Linked DNA regions of Homo sapiens: all the other regions are linked to region 2. Evidence: chromatin contacts called from ENCODE Hi-C or POLR2A ChIA-PET data. All regions are on one chromosome and are shown on one strand. The core of a region is the stretch at or near the end of the contact, and the rest is flanking DNA. Distances in the headings are between cores, read along the strand shown.

Region 1 (3,342 bases), core at 450-2,949, 280 kb before region 2:
AAACCAGCCATGGGATGGAACAGGAGGGAGAGAGGAGGGGATGGACATGGCTTCTGTGTCTGGGACCACACGCTTCATGTTTTTTCTTCCCTTGGCATTTCTGTCTTGGCACAAGGGAAGTTTCAAAACAGCAGGAGCGAAGTGTTTTCCAGCTATGGCCAGGCACCCCCAGCACTGAACACAAGAATGCTAAACAAAGTCCTATGGTCATTTTCCTTAGGCCCTCCCGCCCCCAGGCTTTCTCAGAGATTGTGGAACAATGGAGCCCATGATTTTAGGATGCAGCTCAGTCCCTGGAGGCACACAGGCATCCTCCCTCCACCTGTGTGTCCAGAATTGGCGGGTTCCTGGTTATCACTGACTTCTAGAACGAAACCACAAACCCTCGCGAGGAGTGTCACAGTTCTTAAAAGTGATGTTCCTGTTTCCAGTTTCTTTCTTCTGGTGAGTTCAGTTTCGCCGGCTCAAGAATGAAGCTTCAGACCTTCACAGTGAGCGTTACAGCTCTTAAGGCAGTGCCTCTGGTGGGTTTGTGATCTTACTGACTTCAGGAATGAAGCTGCAGACCTTTGTGGTGAGTGTTACAGCTCATAAAAGCAGTAGGGACCCAAACACTCAGCAGCAGCAAAACTTATTGCAAAGAAAGAAAGCACAAACTTCCTACTATGTGGAACCAACCCCGAGTGAGTTACCACTTTTGGTTCCTGCAGCCTGCTTTTATTCCCTTACCTGGCTCTCTCTCCCTGCTCCTCCCCCGCCATATCCTGCTGATTGGTCCATTTTACAGAGAGCTGATTGGCCCATTTTGACAGGGTGCTGATTGATGCGTTTACAATCCCTGAGCTAGAAACAAAAGTTCTCCAGGTCCCCACTAGATTAGCTAGATACAGCATGCCGATTGGTGTATTTATAAACCCTGAGCTAGACACAGAGTGCTGATTGGTGCATTTACAAACCTTGAGCTAGATACAGAGTGCCGATTGGTATATTCACAATCCGTTAGCTAGACATAAAGGTTCTCTAAGTCCCCACTAGACTCAGGAGCCCAGCTGGTTTCACCCACTGGATCCTTCAGAGAGGCCGTAGGTGGAGCTGCCTGCCAGTTCCGTGCTGTGCGCCCGCGCTCCTTAGCCCTTGGGCGGTCGATGGGACTGGCGCCCTGGAGCAGGGAGCGGGGCTCCTCCGGGAGGCTCGGGCTGTGCAGGAGCCCACCGCTGGGATTGGGGAGAGGCTCAGGCATGACTGGTTGCAGGTCCCGAGCCCTACCCTGCGGAGAGGCTGCTAAGGTCCGGCGAGAAATCGAGTACAGCAGCTGCTGGCCCAGGTGCTAAGCCCGTCACTGCCCGGGACTTGCGGGCCAACTGGCCACTCCGAGTGCGGGGCCCCCCGAGCCCACGCCCACCCGGAACTCGCGCTGGCCCGCAAGCGCCGCGCACAGTCCGGGTTCCCGCCTGCGCCTCTCCTTCCACACCTCCCCGCGCAAGCTGAGGGAGCCGGCTCTGGCCTTGGCCAGCCCAGAAAGGGGCTCCCACAGTGCAGCGGCGAGCCGAAGGGCTCCTCAAGCACAGCCAGAGTGGCCACCAAGGCTGAGGAGGCGCCGAGAGCGAGCGAGGGCTGTGAAGGCTGCCAGCACGGTGTCACTTCTCACCTGGGCCTGGAGCGGCATCTTACTCATTCTGTATTCTCAGGCACCAACAAATAGCTTGGGATGTCACGGATGACTCAGCTAGATGTGCTTAAAAATTAAATGCACGGTAACGGGGCTAGGACTGCCACCCCTGGCTCCACTTCTCAAAGGAAGGGAGCAAGAATTCTATCAGAGATACAAGGTGGCATTTTGGGGGACAGAGGTTAACTCAGGTGGACTATTTTCACTGAGCATTTGGATGACATACACTTGGGATAAACATTTTACCATTCCAATGAGAAGAACCCTAACTGCAGAGCTGGGAAGTAGTACAGGGAAGGAGCTCAGTACCCTGCGGCCCAGCAGGAATATGCCGGGCACTGTGTGTGCATGCTCCATCCATTCTTTACAAAGCGGCCTTGCGGTGCCTGAGACCCCTATGGGCAAGCTGAGCAGTGGAGGAAGACACAAGAAGAGGCAGCAGCCCACGAAGGGCAGCAGGAGGGCCACCGTGAGGGACGGAGCGCTGTGACTCATCTCTCCACCGACGCCCAGTTTTCATCTCTGCGGGCTTGATCAACTCAGCTTTCACGGGGAAAACGCCCAGGTCAAACACAGTTCTTCAGTTATTAGAAACACTGTGGTTTCCCCCAGTTCCCTGGTCTGAGCCACCGGCATGAACTGAACACAAGGCAATCCGCCAGCAAGCTGGTCTCATTTGTTTTTGATTAGGATGTGTTGGAATGGGAAAGAAATGTTTCTTTATCAGTTGAGGTATTAATAGACCGACGGAGGCCTACAGAGCTGCAGAGGCAGGATTTCGAGTCCAGGGGCTCCTCTGAGGCGTTGGCAGGGGCAGCGCATCAGCAGCCGTGACACTGCCCTCGCCGTGTGGCATCCTCTTGAGTTCCGTCCTTCAGCGCAGTTCCCTCCCAGGACAGGCCAAGCCTCATCTCATTCATGAGCTGGGAAGCTCCCATGGAAAGTCCACATCCTTTGGCCTCCGTGCCCAGCTCCAGGCCCAGGAGACGCCTGCTGCGCCAGCTGTGCTGCTATCTGGGCACGCATTGTGTGGTGGTCACAGATCTAAGTTTCTGTTTCTGGGATTCACAGGCAAACAGTCGCATCCATTTGCCACCACATACAAGTGCTGAACCAAACAACGCCTGCTGACTGGACTCTGAGTAATATCTGGCTGTTTCCCTAAATCAATTTCACTGGAAACAACTGTGAATGTTCAAGAGAATGTGTTTCATTCTGCTCTGGAATGAGTCCAGGAGAGAGCACCAGGGGTCTCAGCTAGGTGCAGGGAATAGAAAGATGAAGGAAGCACCAACATCAATTTTTTTATGTACACATAATATAAAAATGCACCATTTTAACCATTTTTACGTGCAGAGGTCGGTGGCACCAAGCACCTTTTCATGGTTGTGCAACCATCACCATCATCCTTCTCTAGGACGTTTTCATCTTCCCAAACTGAAGCTCTGTCTCCATTAAATACCAATTCCCCATTCCTCTTCCACCAGCCCCTGGCAGACACCATTCTGCTCTGTCTCTACGAATTGACTGCTGTAGGAGCCTCACAGAAGTGGAATCACACAGTGTTTTTTCCTTTTATGACCTGTTTATTCCATTTAGCAAATATCCTCAAGGTTCATGCATGTTGTAGCATGTGTTAGAATCCCCTTTTTTTTGCCATCTGAGTAACATTC
Region 2 (3,470 bases), core at 256-2,755:
AAGTAACCGTCTTTGATAACTAAGTCTACCAAACGTGTACATATTTTCAACCATTCTAAATCTTTTTAAAAATATGTATCATGCAAAATGCATCAGATTTTAACAATTTATTCTCTCTACATTAGTTTAGAAATTAAAGATGCATACATCCAACATGAAATCAAAAGTCAGTTTTAAGGTGTAAATTATCTAAGCCAGGTATATAAATTTAATTTTTGCCAAAATTGTGTTTTTACATGAATCCATTGAAATAGAGCCTTCTGTGAATGGTAGGCAATACAAAATTTATAGCGGTGGTAGATTATTAGAGCGACGTGGTATAGCATCTTGAGAAAATAAAATATTTCACCGTCAACCTTCATATTCCTAACAATGCTAGTGTAACACGCACATTTTGAAATTTGTGTGAAGCCCCAGTGCTACAGTGATGAAGCAAGCTCTTTTTTAATTTTAGTTTTTTTATATTAATCTGACCAAAATTTAGATTCAGTCCATTTTATGATGATTTTAGACACTCGGCATCAATTGTTCCATGGTACCAAATAACTTTTTATATTACCTCTGATTTGTCTTTTGCTTTTCACAGCAACTGAGCACATCACTGTGTTTTCCCCTTTTCCCTGAAGAAGTAAACTTGTCTTTTTAGTCTCATGACAAAAGCAGGCAACTCTGGTGGCTTATATTTAGTTACAATTTATAAAGGCAGGACTGCGAGTCAAACCCGGGACGTTTTTTTCTGTTGTGTGTTTGCGTGCTGACGGGGACTGGCTTTTCTTCTTCTTCTTGTAGTTTGAAATGGAAACGCTGCACTGCTGAGAAAATACCACGGAAATAGAACCCACTGCATTCCAGGAAAATAAATAAGCAAGGCCACCCAAATTTTCAATGAGTGCTCCTGCAGAATGCAGGAAATGGCAGGAGATCCGTCCGAGGCACCCCAGGCCGGGTCGTGGGTAGAGAGCAGGGACGAGGGCTGGGAGGGGACGCAGGCACAGGGTGAGGGTGGCCCGTCTCCAGGGAGAACTGCGCGCTCACAGGCGGGGCCGGCTTCCCGCATCAGCCCGGCCGGGCTGCAGGTTCTGAGCGAGGGGGCGGCCGTGCCTCACTCTGGGCGGGACGCGGCCTGGTGCAGGGACGCTCACTTCCAGTGGCATTTCCCGTCTTACACGATGAGCTTCATCCACGTTCTCCATAACCCCCTCCCCGCCACGGGAAGCGTCAGCCACCTGGAACAGCCCTATTCTGCTCGGTTGTAAAAAGCGTCAGGCGCTTTTGATTTGAAAAGCGTTAGGCCTGGGAATCGCTGTTGCTCCCTCGGTGGGCACGCCCTGCTGACACGCCCTAGCCCACCGGGGAAGCCACTGGCCACGAGGGAGCGAGGCGCACGGGTGTCTTCCCTCCCCAGAGTGAGTGTCAGGGAGGAAGCCAGGTCTTCCAGGGCGCTGACAAGGCAGGGCCGGGCTCCTTCCCTCCGTTGTGTTTCTCTGAAATGTTCGAATCACTGGTGTGACGGGAGCACTTAAAGCCGAAAAAGGAAAGACGAAAGCAAAGGATTCTTCAGGGCACATGTGTACAGACTCCTGCTTCCCCTCACTTGCTTTCTGTTTCACTTCTCAGATCATCACTACAGCGTTTGCAGCTTTCCAGCTCATCATGCTGAACTGAAGACAAGACGAGGGGAAAATCAAGGGTGGGTTTTTCCGCAGCACCGTGGTGTCCCGGCTTGGGATACGTTTTATCTGTTGTGAGCCTAAACCTTTTTTACTTCTCAAGCCAGGCCAAATTTTTGGATCCCCTTCAGGTTGCATTGGTAAACAAGAAGGAAATGTACACATTCTATTTATTCTTACAACCAAGAAATGAACTAATTGAGTAGCTAGTGTGGACCACAGTTGCAAAGGAAGGAACTCACAAGCGAGCTCTTCAAGCTGTGATTATGTGGGCAGGAACAATGGCCTGGGTAAAGAGAAGATGAATAGCCATCACTCCAGCCAAACAGCAAATATGAAACTCAAATTGTGCTTTGTTATTTTTCAAATAGCAATGCTGTGTATTTGTGGGAATCATAGGAGAGATTTTTTAAAAATTCTTATCTGCAAAGGTAGAATGAATGGGAACAAAAGCACTGACTGTGTATTTCTTCTTAGTCAGCTTCTTCCAGTTGAGCCCATTTTCTTGGCAAATCAACTCTTTTGTTAGGTTGAAAAGGGTATCATTTCCTTTTCACAGTAAAATCAGGAATTTCATTTTGTGCAATACTACAGCATTTCCTGTCATTGAATTCTAATGGTTTGGGAGTGTGTTCTTTACCTAGCTTTCCAATACAAAGCAAGGAACAGAAAAAAAAAGTCTCTTTCCATTTGCAATAGTTTCTTTTTTTTTTCTTTTTTTAAATTATTATTATACTTTAAGTTTTAGGGTACATGTGCACAATGTGCAGGTTAGTTACATATGTATACATGTGCCATGCTGGTGCGCTGCACCCATTAACTCGTCATCTAGCATTAGGTATATCTCCTAAGGCTATCCCTCCCCCCTCCCCCCACCCCACAACAGTCCCCAGAGTGTGATGTTCCCCTTCCTGTGTCCATGTGTTCTCATTGTTCAATTCCCATCTATGAGTGAGAACATGCGGTGTTTGGTTTTTTGTCCTTGCGATAGTTTACTGAGAATGATGATTTCCAATTTCATCCATGTCCCTACAAAGGACATGAACTCATCATTTTTTATGGCTGCATAGTATTCCATGGTGTATATGTGCCACATTTTCTTAATCCAGTCTATCGTTGTTGGACATTTGGGTTGGTTCCAAGTCTTTGCTATTGTGAATAGTGCCGCAATAAACATACGTGTGCATGTGTCTTTATAGCAGCATGATTTATAGTCCTTTGGGTATGTACCCAGTAATGGGATGGCTGGGTCGAATGGTATTTCTAGTTCTAGATCCCTGAGGAATCCCCACACTGTTTCAAAATATACATGGCTTGAGATTTTGTAAGTTTAGGAATTTCCAGCCACAGGAAAATCAAGAACTGTGAACTGCCGTAGCATCTGCTCTCACTCCCAGGGAGGGCAGCTCTGGGAGGAATGGCCCACGGAGCATGCGCAGCTGTGGCCTTCCAGCCTGCCCCTCTGGCCCTCAGGTGCCGCGGTCTGCTTCTCTTCTTGTCTTCTGTCTTTTCACCACCATACCGGCAGCTCTTGGCGTTTGTTAGCACCTTCCATCCATCCAAGTGGCTTCCAGAGAATTATCTAATGAATTCATACCAGTGTAAGTTATTCATAGGGTTTAACTGATTTATTCAGCAAATGTGCAAATGTTTCCAAGCACCCTACTTGTTGAGGTCTCTGAGAAATATAGAAATGATGCTGGCACTTGATAAAATACCAAAATAAATCACCACCCTGCAAGGCTTTGGGCTCAGTGTCAGAGATGGAAGGGACCTTGATACCACGCAGACCAAACCTCT
Region 3 (3,200 bases), core at 65-2,564, 500 kb before region 2:
ATAAACCCCACAAAATTTAAAATTCTTTGTAGAGTAGAAATGATGCTCTGGGAAAATACCCCCTGGGCAGGTGGTGGCTGCACATCCACTCTGGGAAAGACTCTTCAGCTCGAAGATGGAGACCCTCTTTTCCTGCTCTCACACAACATGGGGATAACGTTGACGCGTTCTTGGTAGGCAGTGCAGTAGGCAACATATCCAGACGCTGGGTGCCAGTGGTAGGCAGGAGAAACCACCGAGTGGGAGCAGATTTTCAGAAAAGGGAAACTAGAAAAAAACTTCCCAGCTGTGTCTCAGACAGGCCCTGTGGTCTGAGCTCCCATCCTTGACAAATGAGATTACTGAATGCGTGTTTAGCAGTTCCAAACGCTATTCATGATCCGACGTGACCCTCTAGTCTCTCAGACAGAGCGCAGCCCTGTTGCACAGGTGTGGAAATGGAAGCAAACAGGGAAGGTAACTTGCTGAAGGTCACACAAGCAGGACCTCGAACCATGGCCCCTAACACCGATCGGGCACTTCTTCCCCTGTTCTGTTTCTCCTCTCTGGGACCTAAAATCCCTAAAAATTCCCTAAAAGTGGAGGTGTGCTGGAAGAGTCACAGATGGCTCTGTTTTGTTTATCAGGAAATTGAGCAAGGTGCCTAACGGAAACCAAAAGGGCACCGGGGCACGTACACATGCCCTGACTTTGTTTCTCTCTTTGGCTGGTGTAACTGCTGCTACATGGACAGCGGAGCACACTGATGACTTCACAAGACTGATGCTGAGCGCCCCTCCTTGCGGCAGATCCTGCACCTCCTTCTTCTCCACACTCACTTGCAGGCATAGGTTGCTGCCTGGCTGGTTCCATGTCACCGGGTCTCTACCCTGAGCCCGTTGCAACACAGTCAGGGCTCCCAGGGTAAACTATGCTGGGAGTCCCCTAGGAAGAAGAAAGGGGAAGGGCTGAATTCTAAAGAAAGCCCAAGACCTCTTCATGAAGCACCTCTCTTTCTCTGCTTTAGAGATTGCCCCAGGGCTGCTGGGGCCGAGCACCAGCTCCCCATCAAGGCCCTGGAGAGGCGCTGGCAGCTTTCTGTCTTCTCTGCAGACCTTTGGTTCCTCCTGCCCCTCGTCCTTGGCAGAAGGAGCCTCAGTTTCCCAGTCTGTAAGGTGCCAATAATCATAAGCTACCTCAATGGTGTTTTCCTTTGAATTTTGAGAATTTTGAGAATGGAAACTTGACTATCTTCATCTCTCTTCCTATACCCCCCATTGACACGTGAATCAGCGTTTCTCAGAATACTGCAGGTTTGGAGTGTGTGTGGCGGAGGAGGGCGGAGCAGCGTGGAAGGTGGAGAGGTGGGCGGTGTCGGGGATATCAGCAGGGCAGTGGGCATTGGAGGGGTGCCCTTGGCCTCAGCCACAGGGCCGTTCCAGAGCCCTGCGTGGGCGAGGCCAGGGCGGCGCGTGATGGTGCCCTCCGAGAAGCACTGGGACCAGCAGGAAAGGCTGCCTGCCGGTGCGCAGGAAAAGGGAAGAGAGCCGGGGAATTGCTTTTTGACCCGTAAGGGAGCGTTTCTTGGTGGATGGGGAAATCAAAAAATTGACTACGGTGTAGTCAGCTACATCGTGTACCAATTTTCAAATACCGGTGAGATCAGTAAAAAGAGAAAGGGAAGGAGATCACAGATAGCATGAAACCAAGCCATCAATAATGAAAGTACCACTGGTTACTGAGCAGCGTCTGCTTCTAACTGACTTTGCTGGGGGAGGGGCGGGACAGGTACAAGCAAAAACAGCAACGACAGCGCAGCAGTTGCTTCATGTGAGTAATAATTGAATGGTACGAGGCTCTTCCACATTCATGTATTGAAGGCCCAAGTGCGGCCAAGGTCTCCCTGGTTCCTGAGGTTTGTTTCATGCTGGGTTCCTTATACTCCAGATGTCGGGAGGGACCCTCAGGGGCCGAGGTGCCCACACCTGTGCTCCCTGCATGACAGACTTCCTGGGGTCTTGGCTCCCAGTCTGTCCTCATCCTCTACACACACCCAAATGTGGAAGTCACCCCCAGCTTGAGTGAATCCCACACCCTCAGACCATTGGCCATGATATTACGTGTGTTGCAAAATATCAAGGATTCAGCTGAGAGGCTCTCGCAGTGGACGGCTCAGAGGCCGAGTCACACACTGCCCAGGCTTTCCCTGGGGGGCCCTGGCCCGGGGGCCCCCTGCCTTAAGATGCCCTTCCTCTCCTCCCTCAGTCTCCCACTGTCTTCAACTCGGGCCCTCACTCTGCTTATCATAGACCCCAAAATGCCTCTGCTCAAACAAATGGCTTGACCTGTTAGCGATATAGAAAAGTGAGCGGATCCTTTGAACATGTTCGTTTCTCCTTTTCTCCACCCACCCTGCGCCGTTTCCCATTTCTCTAAGTGCCTGGAATGTGTGGAGAGTCTCCTGATGATATGATGCCAGCTGTGCCCAGCTCCCTGGAACACAACATAGGGAATTAACCAGTGTGTTCCTCTTTCCTCCGTTAGTGAAAATGAGTACTATTTAATAATGCAGTGACACAGGATTTGTTGCTGTTGCAGCACTTGCATGGCCATGCTCACCTTCACACCACGCGGAGGCCAAAGGCATTGTTCCCTCAGCTGCGGCCCTCTCCCCTCAGCAGCCCTGGCCATTCCACCATGGTGTAGTCCTCCTGCCCTTCTCCATCCTTCTGAATCCCATTCTGCCAGCTCCAGGGCTGCACGCCCTCTGGAATGACCACCCGCAGCTAGCCCAAGCTGCTCCTGCTGTTTATTTTCTTTGCACTTTGTTTAATTATTTCCCACATCTTGGTCCTCTCTCCTTGATTTCAGATGGATTGCTGAAGACAGAGTGTATTTGTGGCTCCGCTCAGGCTGTACACAGACAGGGGCACTCAGCATCCGTGGGTCGTATTTCATTCTAGGGCCAGGAGCGCGGGCTACTGCGTCAGTGGGAAAGACGTGGAGATGAGTTCATATTTACCTATTTCATGGTGAAATCTGCAAGGTCCCTAAGGCAATGGCTTTCTTGAATGGTGACAGCAACTGATGAGTCTGAAAAATCTTTGTGTCTCACTTAGGATTTTTGCACAGCTGGTTTCATAATTCAGTTATTTTGATACAAAAGCGTTCTGCTCTAATTAGTAAAAAAAGACCAGGCGATAGTGTTTGCCTCTTGTTAG

The links. A loop is a pair of places that touch in the nucleus more often than their neighbours do. ChIA-PET counts read pairs that join two places held with the same protein, here RNA polymerase II (POLR2A). Pooled maps may share reads with other maps.
Region 1: a loop to region 2 is called in a pooled map, with 4 times the contacts of the local background. The contact joins two enhancer-like sites. A Hi-C loop is called at or near these places in 1 of 168 maps with a recorded cell type or tissue (naive thymus-derived CD4-positive, alpha-beta T cell) and 7 of 50 pooled maps. POLR2A ChIA-PET finds 5 or more read pairs at or near these places in 3 of 52 experiments (CD4-positive, alpha-beta T cell, H1 and IMR-90).
Region 3: a loop to region 2 is called in a pooled map, with 3 times the contacts of the local background. The contact joins two enhancer-like sites. A Hi-C loop is called at or near these places in 2 of 50 pooled maps. POLR2A ChIA-PET finds 5 or more read pairs at or near these places in 2 of 52 experiments (Caco-2 and activated CD4-positive, alpha-beta T cell).

The regions. Positions count from the first base shown.
Region 1 is chr6:434,457-437,798 of GRCh38, forward strand. No RefSeq gene overlaps it. Among named protein-coding and RNA genes, the nearest start is that of IRF4, 44 kb to the left of the region's middle. RefSeq lists an enhancer at 287-516 and silencers at 290-454, 2,319-2,519. Within about 2 kb of position 1,700, at least 3 of the 41 ENCODE cell types and tissues checked have a DNase peak (open chromatin) inside an H3K27ac peak, as active enhancers do.
Region 2 is chr6:709,911-713,380 of GRCh38, forward strand. No RefSeq gene overlaps it. Among named protein-coding and RNA genes, the nearest start is that of EXOC2, 19 kb to the left of the region's middle. Within about 2 kb of position 1,506, at least 35 of the 41 ENCODE cell types and tissues checked have a DNase peak (open chromatin) inside an H3K27ac peak, as active enhancers do.
Region 3 is chr6:208,262-211,461 of GRCh38, forward strand. No RefSeq gene overlaps it. Among named protein-coding and RNA genes, the nearest start is that of LINC03066, 4.4 kb to the left of the region's middle. RefSeq lists enhancers at 950-999, 1,811-2,010. Within about 2 kb of position 1,315, at least 2 of the 41 ENCODE cell types and tissues checked have a DNase peak (open chromatin) inside an H3K27ac peak, as active enhancers do.